2 separate regions of the Mus musculus genome follow, and region 2 is linked to region 1. The links are chromatin loops, found by intact Hi-C in ENCODE. Cell type or tissue: left cerebral cortex. All regions are shown on one strand. Links, peaks and the distances in the headings refer to the core of each region. The heading gives the core; the rest is flanking DNA.

What was found. A loop is a pair of places that touch in the nucleus more often than their neighbours do. Peaks named below come from ENCODE experiments on the same cell type or tissue, not always from the same donor. Only the 100,000 strongest peaks of a DNase experiment are listed, where the experiment ranks them.
Region 2: a loop joins it to region 1, with 5 times the contacts of the local background. A loop is called at or near these places in 7 of 42 quality-filtered maps.

The regions. Positions count from the first base shown.
Region 1 is chr4:115,707,928-115,713,309 of GRCm38, forward strand. No RefSeq gene overlaps it. Among named protein-coding and RNA genes, the nearest start is that of Efcab14, 27 kb to the right of the region's middle. In left cerebral cortex, for the core only: CTCF peaks have their summits at 2,083 (motif pointing left), 2,288 and 3,976 (motif pointing left); DNase peaks (open chromatin) are centred at 1,449 and 2,074.
Region 2 is chr4:115,365,552-115,370,933 of GRCm38, forward strand. No RefSeq gene overlaps it. Among named protein-coding and RNA genes, the nearest start is that of Cyp4a12b, 43 kb to the right of the region's middle. In left cerebral cortex, for the core only: a CTCF peak has its summit at 2,711 (motif pointing right); a DNase peak (open chromatin) is centred at 2,755.

The DNA of each region.
Region 1 (5,382 bases), core at 156-5,155:
AAATGCTAATGTGTTGCTCTGACGAAATGTGCATTAAGAAGCCAGGTGGTAATGGCCCATGCCTTTAATCCCAGCACTCAGGAGGCAGAGGCAAGTGGATCTCTGTGAGTTCTAGGCCAGCCTGGTTTACAAAGTGAGTTCCAGGATAGCCAGAGCTACGCAGAGAAATCCTGTCTTAAAACAACAACAAAAATGGGAGAGAAACAGAGAGAGGGGGGGCACTAAGACAAGCAAGGAGGAAGCTGCAGAATACATTAAACTTTTGGCCAAGAAAATGAAGGAAGCCAGAGAAAACTGCCGGGAATAGATTGTGGGGAAACATAGGCTGGCCTCCCTAAGAGCTTCTACTTCTGAGTGGGATTCCTGTCAAGATTAAGTCTCTAAGAGTGACAGACTTTGGAGCACTCACATAAACAGGATATCTTCATCAAATTCTTCTTTAAGGGCTCAACATTCTATGCAGAAAAAGAAAGACTGTAAGAGCCAGAGATAAAGGGTGGCTCCAGGAAACAGCATCTTCTAGACATAACAAGATTGACACACATATGAACTCAGACACTATGGCAGCCCACACAGGGCCTGCCTGCAAAAGTTCAAGGCAAGCAGGGTCCCAACACCATGAGAGGGAAGCAGATTAGGATCCCAAGCCTAATCAAGAAGATTATCTGCAACTGATACTTGATGGCAAAGGAAAAAAAAAATCAGTTTTCTCCAGTGGAGTCTCACTGGTTATAGTAACCACACTTCAGAGGAGGCCCCTAGCCCGGTAGTAGATAGCAACACAAATCAAACTCAACAGTATCTTTGTAGATGTTTTTGCCTCATTTTGCATTTTTTTAACATTGGCCTTTGGCATGTATATTTTGGTTTTTGTTTCTATGTTTTTGTGGTGATGTATGTTTTTGTGTTGTATTTCTTGTTTTTCTTATTTTGGCGTTGTTGATTTTGTTTGTTTGAAAGAGAGAGAGAGGGGCCTGGAGTTAGATGGGGAGGTGGGGAGGATCTGGGAAGAGTTGGAGGAAGGAAGAGCATGATCAGACTATGTTGCATAAATTGTTCTCAATAAAAATAATGTGTTTAAAAGTCACAAATATGATAAGATCTAAAAGCAGACACAAAACAAAATTCCTGAACTATGAGATTATAAATCCTGTCAAAAGGCCTGGGCTGCGGAAGTCACGTGACCTACCAGGGAAGCAACTGTTATTGTTTTGCTAAACAGATCTGCTTCTCCATAACTAAGTTAATGTCGGTGGAGGAGTGCTGCTGTCAGCAAATAACAAGCTACAAGTGAATGAGTATCCAGTCAAGAGTGAGACACGGATATCAGTCCTACCCACCCAACCAAGGATCAGGGAACAATGCAGAAGAAAAATGTAGTAAGTGAAGGATCCGTGTGGAATGCTGAGTTCTGCTCATGATCTTACAGCAGCTGCGACCGCCTACACAACATCTGCATACGATTAGGTCCTTCGCCCCCTTCCCATCGAAGGGAGAAGGAAGCACGCTTCCTTCCTGAGGACTTACATGTAGTCTCAGTTGATGAGGGAGAGATATTTCCTTTAGTTACAGATAAGGTACAGATTGTGCCTGTAAACAATCCTTCAGCCATGGCCCTGTAATCAACATTGATGAAACGCACTGGGTCGTGAAAATTTTAGAAAGTAAAGATATGAAAGAATTACAGTTTCTGATCTAAAGAAGTGAAGGCTGCAGCTCTCAGGCTTCAGACATAGTCTATGCCACTAAGTCACCAACATTTGTTCTGAGACTACTGTGAGGAAGCACTAATCCTCAAGAGCCAGAAAACCTGGGTCAAAATTCCAGGCAAACCATATACCAGCTCCAAGGCCACCGGACAGTCTCTGAAACAGATTCCATCTGGGAAATGGAGATGGGTATCCCTGTCAGGCAAAGTTGTTTAAGGTTAAAGCAATACATGTAGTTATGACTTGGATACACTGTGTTCAGTAAATGTCTGTCGTTTGTTATCTGCCTAAAACTCTGCAGAAGTTCTGGTCGGGAGAGGATCCTAAACCAAGCTGCTAAGCTAGATGTTTCTATGTTTCAGTGCTTCCCTCTGCTGGCCAAAGGAGGTAGCTCCACTGGGGGCGGGACGGGGGAGAGAAAGAGAGCAAAAGAGCGAGGGAGGGAGAGCGAGAGCGAGGGAGGGGGGCGGAGGGGAGGGAGAGAGGCCAAAGTCTGGCCTCTCGAGGCCAAAGTCTGGCCTCTCTGCTGGCTACCAAATCCCCCAAGGAGGTAGATGTGGTGTAGCACAAACAATCTCAGCTATCCAGCGGCCGTGTGAAGGTACATGCAGCCCTTCGCCTCTCTGAGCCTATCTGCTTAGCTGTAAGAATGGAGTGACAATCCCTACCATATTTCAGAATTGCCGTGAATCCCAAATGGCCATGCCTTTGGGACACTTTCCTAAGCTAACCTCAAGTGCTTTGTGGTCAAGCACTTTGATGTTGGGCATCCAAAACCCCAAGGAGGATCTGAGAAGTTGGCCCTGCACTTCAGTAGTCCCTCTCCAGGGGAAGAGGAACGTCTTTGTCTATGCATGTATCTTGGAGTATTTCCCCTATACGTTCCTTTAATGGTTTCATAGTTTGGGGGCTGACATTAGGCCATTTTGAATTGATTTTGGAGCAAGGTGAGAGGCAGAGACACTTTGTTTTTCTATGAATGAGCAGTGGTTTGAATGAGAACTTTCACTCATAGGCTCACATATTTAAATATATGGTCCCTGTGGGTGGTGCTACTTTGGGAGGTTACGGAATCTTTGGGACAAGAAACTTTGCTGCAGGAAGTATGCCGTTGGGGTGGGCTTTCAGAGCTATGGCATCACCTTACTTCCAGCTCACTCTCTGCTTCCTATATATGGATGGAGATGGATGTGATCTCTCAGCTTCCTGCATTGGCTGTGTGCTGCCCTGCCTCCCCTGCCTCCCCTGCCATTATTGACTCTTCCTCTGGAACCAGAAGCTGAATAAATTCTTTCTCCTTTAAGTAACGTCCAGCCATAAGTTTTATCACAGCAACAAAAAGTAACATATACACTGAATATTCCATTTTCCCAGCATTTCCACTACATTGAAGACACTATCTTTTCTTCAATATATGTTTCTGAAGTCTTCATCAAAATTACATGGCTAAAAAAATCCAGACTAGATGGAGGCAGGGTGGTCTCCAGGCCACATCCTTCTGAGGAGCTCTTGACACTTGCTACATCTGGGGAGAGAGAATCACTCTTTCTTCTTTTCCTTGTTTACAATATGTGCTACTAACAGATTTCCCATGCTCCATTGTCTGTCCCACACCCCAACATCCAAACACAATGTGCACAGCAGCAACTGAGGCTTAGTAGATTAAAAAAAAAAAAAAAAGAGGTTAGGAGGCAAGTGTGTTGAGGGGTTTGAGGGAAGTTGGATGGGGAAAGTGGGAGGTGGATATTACCATGTTTCATATATATGTATGTGTGTGTGTATAAAATTTCTCAAAAATAAAGGAAAATTACTCTTCTAAAAATTATGTGTTGGGGCTGGAGAGATGGCTTGTCCCAAGCTAGTATCTCGCCGGCAAGAATTCACTCGGACAACCGGATTCTTCTACAGCAAAGCTTTATTGCTTCATCTGAAGGAAGACCCCAAACCCGGAAAATGGTGCTGCTTATATACCCCTCCGTGTGACGTGTCAGCTCCTGATTAGCTGCTCACTCATCACCCCACTACTACGCCCCGGGGTGGGCAGTGACTTGGCATGAATTTACTCTTGCACCTGCGCACATTACTTGTTTACCAGTTAGGCACAGTGGAGGCCAGCACCATCTTGTAATGGCGATTGCTCACGGCTCTCCACAATGGCTCAGTGGCTAAGAGCACTGACTGCTCTTCTGAAGGTCCTGAATTTGAATCCCAGCAACCACATGGTGGCTCACAGCCATCTGTAATGAGATCTGATGCCCTCTTCTGGTGCGTCTGAAGATAGCTACAGTGTACTTAGATATAATAATAAATAAATCTTTTTTTTTAATTATGTGTTTATAGCTGTGCGGATTTAATTTTAATCTTTGGGTTCTAGTCCACTGACCCTGTTTCTTAACCACCACCATGCTGGTTTTATAACTATGACTCTGTAATATAGTTTGGAATCAGTTATGGCTCCAGCCAGCATTGTTCTTTTTGCTCACAATTGCTTGGGTTATTAAGAGTCTTTTTGTGATTTTTATACGAATCCTAGAATTTTTTTTTCTATTTTGTAAAGGATGTTATTGGAACTTTGATGAGGATTAAAGATTAATATCTAGAAACTGTAAAGAACATGTAGAGACTGCCATATCCAGGGATCCACCCCATAATCAGCATCCAAACGCTGACACCATTGCATACACTAGCAAGATTTTATTGAAAGGACCCAGATGTAGCTGTCTCTTGTGAGACTATGCCGGGGCCTAGCAAACACAGAAGTGGATGCTCACAGTCAGCTAATGGATGGATCATAGGGCTCCCAATGGAGAAGCTAGAGAAAGTAGCCAAGGAGCTAAAGGGATCTGCAACCCTATAGGTGGAACAACATTATGAACTAACCAGTACCCCGGAGCTCTTGACTCTAGCTGCATATATATCAAAAGATGGCCTAGTCGGCCATCACTGGAAAGAGAGGCCCATTGGACTTGCAAACTTTATATGCCCCAGTACAGGGGAACACCAGGGCCAAAAAGGGGGAGTGGGTGGGCAGGGGAGTGGGGGTGGGTGGATATGGGGGACTTTTGGTATAGCATTGGAAATGTAAATGAGCTAAATACCTAATAAAAAATGGAAAAAAAAAAGAAATGGGCAAAAAAAAAAAAAAGAAAAAAAGAAAATGTAAAGAACCAAAAAAGAAGAAAAAACATCAAAGTTCAAATAATCCAGTCAATACATGGGCTATTGAAATCAACAGACAATTCTCAAAGGATAAAGCGCTAATGGCCAATAGACATGAAAAAAGGGTGTTCAACATTTTTAGCAATCAGGGGAAGGCAAGTTAAAACTACATTAAAGTTCTTTCTCACCTCTGTCAGAATCGTTAAGAAAACAAACACTGGCAAGAATGTGGGGGAAAGGCCAGCCTTCTATACTGATGATAGGATTGTAAGTGCTCCAGTCACTATGGAAATCTAAACCTGAAAACAGAACACCATATGACCTAGCTAGACCACTGCTGGGTCTACACTGAGAGAACTATAAATCAGCCCACTACAGAGACCCACATAGCTATGTTTATTGAAGCACCATTCATAATAGCTAATGTGTCCATCAGCAGATGAATGGATAAATGTTTTATAAATAAACAATGGCACTTTATTCAGTCATGAAGAAGAATGAAATTATGTCATTT
Region 2 (5,382 bases), core at 317-5,316, 340 kb before region 1:
ACAGGGGGAGACAAGCACTGAGCATTGGTTTGCTTTGCTCCACATCACTATTCTTCACTAAAGACAGCCATGTATTGGTTCAATTTGCATACCGTTGTTGAGCTCAACTTGTATTAATGCTGCCATTGAGGAAAACCTGCCCAAAAAATTGCTCATGAGGTTCCTGCTGCAGCTTGCTGCTTCTTAAGCCTTGCCTTAGGCTGATTAGTGAGCCTGGCCATTTCTTCAGAAATGAGCTACAGCTGCCTGTCTGCTTGTAGAAAGGACTAAACTCTAGTCGATGCTTCATGCCTGGTGTCTGCCTGTTTAGAGAACTGAGCTGCAGCTGCTGAATTGTATTTGGTGTTTGCTATGAGACTGAACTGCTGCCAAAGAAGATCGAGCTCACCCACAAGGAACTATTGCTAAACAGGTCCACTTCCCCCATATCCTAATAACTTTCTCTTCCACTTCCTCTGCTGGCTGGTGGGCTAGAGGAGAGATTGAACCCTTATTAAAAGTTGGTTGCAGAAATTTATGCCTACAATAGGGTAATTCCATTGTGACTTTTCCTATAGATGTGTGTGTGTGTGTGTTCTACAGTAGTAGAGAGATCCATATGACCTTTTTGAAATGTTTTATTATTTATTACTTCCTGTATCCTCTCCTTTTCTCTGTCCTTCCATTTCTCTGAAATTTAACCCTTCTTGCTCCATTAACCCTTCTCCTTAAATCCTTTATACCCCTGCTTTCTCTCTTTTCTTGAAATTCTCCCATGGCACCTTACTAACTTAGTGACCTCTATGGGTATTCCAAATGTATTTCTTAGTTTTTGTTAAGATACAGGAAGTTCCAAAACAGTTTTGTTAAGCCAGCTACTGGGTAAATTTGCCATACAAAGGAACTAACCATGACTTGATGAGAAATGATTCTCACCTGCCTGGAATTATTTCCTACTTCTCTGACCCTTGAGGGTTGGTTGGTGGACTGGTGAAGGAAAGGGGCTTTTCAGATCTTAACTTAGTTGTATTTGTTTTGAATATTTTAGTGGTTCAGTTTTGTGATTTGGACTTTGGGGAGGGGATGGTCACAAGTGTTCTGAGGTGAACTTGAGAAGGCTGAAAACTGAATTTGATTGGATGCATTATGTGAAATATCTACATAATCAATAAAAATATTATGTTATTAAAAAGTTAAAGTACAGAAGATAGAAAAATTAGCACAGAAGATAAGGTTGGGATTAAAGATGAATTGTTATATTCCATTTGCACAATAAATATTTTATTTATTTATTTAGATATTTTCTTTATTTGCATTTCAAATGCTATCCCAAAAATTCCCTATACCCTCCCTCTGCCCTGCTCCCCTACCCACTCACTCCCACTTCTTGGCCCTGGCGTTCCCCTGTACTGGGGCATATAAAGTTTGCAAGACCAAGGGGCCTCTCTTCCCAATGATGGCCGACTAGGTCATCTTCTGCTACATATGCAGCTAGAGACATGAGCTCCAGGGGTACTGGTTAGTTCATATTGTTGTCCCTCCTATAGGGTTGCAGAACCTTTCAGCTCCTTGGGTACTTTCTCTAGCTCCTCCATTGGGGGCCCTGAATTCTATCAATAGATGGCTGTGAGCATCTACTTCTGTATTAGCCAGGCACTGGCATAGCCTCACTCGAGACAGCTATATCAGGGTCCTTTCAGCAAAATCTTGCCAACAATAAACATTTTTAAAAGAACAAATGTCAGTTCTTTTTGGTGGGTTTAAGAAAGAGTTTATTTGACTTACACTTCCACAGCACTGTCCATCATTGAAGGAAGTCAGGACAGGAACTCAGACAAGTCTGGACCTGGAGGCAGGAGCTGATGCAGAGGCCATGGAAGGGTGATACTTACTGGCTTGCTTCACATCGTTCAGTCTTCTTTCTTTTTTTTAACTAGATGTTTTCTTTATTTACGTTTCAAATGTTACCCCCTTTCCTAGTATCCCCTCCGAAAATCCCCTATCCCTTCTTCCCCTCCCCCTGCTTCCCAACCCACCAACTCCCATTCCTGGTCCTGGCATTCTCCTATACTGGGGCATAGAACCTTCACAGGACCAAGAGCCTCTCCTCCCATTGATGACCAACTAGGCCATCTTCTGCTACAAATAGAGCTAGAGCTACAAGTTCCACCATGTGTTTTCATTGATTGGTGGTATAGTTCCAAGGAGCTCTGAGGGTACTGCTTAGTTCATAGTGATGTTTCTTCTATGGGGCTTCAGTCCCCTTCAGCCACTTGGTTTTTTCTCTGGCTCGAGCTTTAGGAATTCTTAAAAGGTTCACAGCAGTTCACATAAAAATGACTACGTTTTTCCATCTAAACTAGCATAATGATTTTCAAGTCAAGTGATTATAATTATGTTCCAATTACATAGCAATAAACACAAACACATTTAAGCATGTTTAAATGTGTGGTATAATGTAAGAGGGAAACTGTTCTACAACAATTCAGTGTGCTTCTGGCCCTAGTGTTCAATAAAAAGAATGCAAAGAGAAATATTATATATCACACAGATTATCTAACATTAATAATTTACAAGGTGAATAATGTATTTTGGATATGAAGTATTTTAAGGTTGGAATGATAGCTATGTTTGGTAGACTGACTCAAATTTTTCCAACATTGCTGTTAACTAGCTGAGCTACTTGAGTTAGGAGACTTGGGTGTGTCTCCAACACTGACCAGCCACCAGGGGGCACTGACATATTTGAGATAGCTAGACCCAGGAAATTGCATGTGAATTTGCAGCAGGCTGTCTTGGAAAAGAACAGAGATCCTAAGGTACCAAAGATAGGATGCCAGTTGCCAGACTGGATTCTGCCAGTGGGGACAAATGTGGCAGATGAGATGGAATCAGCCTGCTTGGGTGGGAGGCTGGAGATTGTTGCAGGTTCCATGGGTCTTGATGCTTGTTCTATCTAAATTTTCAGGCCTCTTCTCTCTGAGATAGAATGTAGACACACATACACACAAACACACAGCAAGATTTCTTTGCTCCACACTTTTCTGTCTTGTATTTTGCTCCCTGGATGCTCTTAATTTTGTTGTTGTTATTGTTGTTGTTGCTGCTGCTATTTTTGACTTTCATGGAGTCATTATCTATATATAGGCACAGAGACTCATATATTTTAAATGCTTAGGCCTTTAACTTGGGCTACCCTTGTCCCTCAGCTGTTCTAACCTGACTAATTCTTCCAACATCCCAGCAAGTGACCTGGTCTACCTCTCTGCTCATGTTCACTCCCATCCACCTCTGTGTCTACTTGCTCAATCCTCTTGTACCTGATTCTTCCCACTGAGCCCATCTCTGCCCAGACATCCTGTTTCCTCTCCTGCCTCAGCCATTGGTCATCAGATCTTTCTTAAACTAATCAGAAGGTGATGGGGATATCTATTTACAAGATACTAAGGCACATGTTGATTCGTTAAAAATAACAATACCAAAGTCTAGACAGTAATCATCTCTCTGCCAGTACAGAAATAAAAATTTGAATAATAGGAAGACAACCTTTACACAGTGCACAAAAAGGTTCCCACACATGTTTTTACTTTGTGGTTGCTATAATATAGACAGGCTAAAGAAAAAGAGCATTCTAAGGCCATCTCCCTCCAACTTTGTTTTCTTGTGTTTTTTGTTTGCTATTCTCTATACTGCAAGGATTTAAATATAAGTTACATGTGGTAAATTACACAGAGGCTCTCCTATGCCATGCAGCCCAACTGGTAGCCCTCTTTAAATGGGAAATTCACCTTGTGAACTATCACGTTTGCTTTCTAGCTAGATTGAGAGACATAATAGGAATGGATACATTATGAATTTGCAGGGGGAGGGCATCAGAAAAAACATTTAAGTAGAAAGGAATAGCTTGACACACAGAGAGGCCAAGATATTCCCTAGCTTATATACTTATTAGAAGTTACCTTAAGCTTCCCAGACACATTAGGCTCAATATAAACTACACTGGTGGTCTTTTGTAAGGATAAAATCCTGTGCAGTGTGTGGAAGCATCACCTGCCAATAAAAAGTTGATGACCCTTTGCAAAAGGCAGAAAGTAGAAGGTGGGAGTTCTATTAGAGAGATGGGAACTCTGATAGATAGTTAGAGGCAGAGAAATTTCACCATGGGCTTGGAGGAGACACATGAAACTGAGGAGAGGTAAGTAGCCATGTGGTAGAAATAGACTGGAATAAAGAGATGGGTCATTAGCTAGTCAGGGAACAAGCCAAAGCTTGTGGCCTAGATAGTTATTCATAAATAATTAAGTCTCAGAATTATTATTCTGGAAACAAAGATGGCAGGTAGGAAAGCTCATGGCTACAGTCTTTATTTGTTTTGAATGACAGGTCCTACACAGACTATGATTCACCTGGAAAATGCAGAATCTTTCCAGGTCAAAGGGTATTAAGGTCATGTGGAGTTACATAGATAAGAAGAACTCAAGGAGTTGAAGGGGTTTGCAGCCCCATAGGAGGAACAGCAATATGAATCAACCAGTACCCCCAGAGCTCCCAGGGACTAAACCGCCAAAGAGTACATACGGAGGGATTCAAGGCTCCAGATGCATAAGTAGCAGAGGATGGCCTTGTGGGACATCAATGAGAGGAGAGGCCCTTTGTCTTGTGAGGACTTTATGCCCCGGTGTAGGCCAATGCCAGGACAGGGAAGCAGGAGTGGGTGGGTTGGTGAGCAGGGGGAGAGGGGATGAGATGGGGGGGGGGGAGGCTCCAAGGGGAAATGAGGAAAGGGGATAAAATTTGAAATGTAAGTAAAGAAAATATCTAATAAAAATTAAATAAAATATGTATTAAAATAAAAAGGAACATAGTCAGAAGGCTCTCCTTCCTTACAGTTGCTAATGAGGAAGTAAGAGAGAGAATTCAAGGCTCCATTAATAAGAGCAACTGTTCCAAAAGGTTTCTTCCTTTCTATTGTCACAAATGAGGTAAAAGAAAGAGAGAGAGAGAGAGAGAGAGAGAGAGAGAGAGAGAGAGAGAGAGAGAGAGAGAGAAAAGAAAAGAAAAGAAAAGAAAAGAAAAGAAAAGAAAAGAAAAGAAAAGAAAAGAAAAGAAAAGATAAAGTGAGTTCCAGAGGATGCTCTTGGGACAGGGATGGGTACAAAGGAACATTGGAGGTGTTCCAATATGATCCTTTTCTCTTATAAAGAGGCAACAAAGCACCCTCAGATCCTATCAGTTTGACCCAGACTTTAAAAAAGAACATGTTTGATGTATTTCTTTACTTGAGTCTTGCCTAAAGTTAGACTAAAGGATAAAAAAGTGACCGCTGGTGGGAAATACAAATCATAATATCATAATATCCTCTTATTTGACCTTCTTGTAGAAGGGAACACACTCACTTGTTAA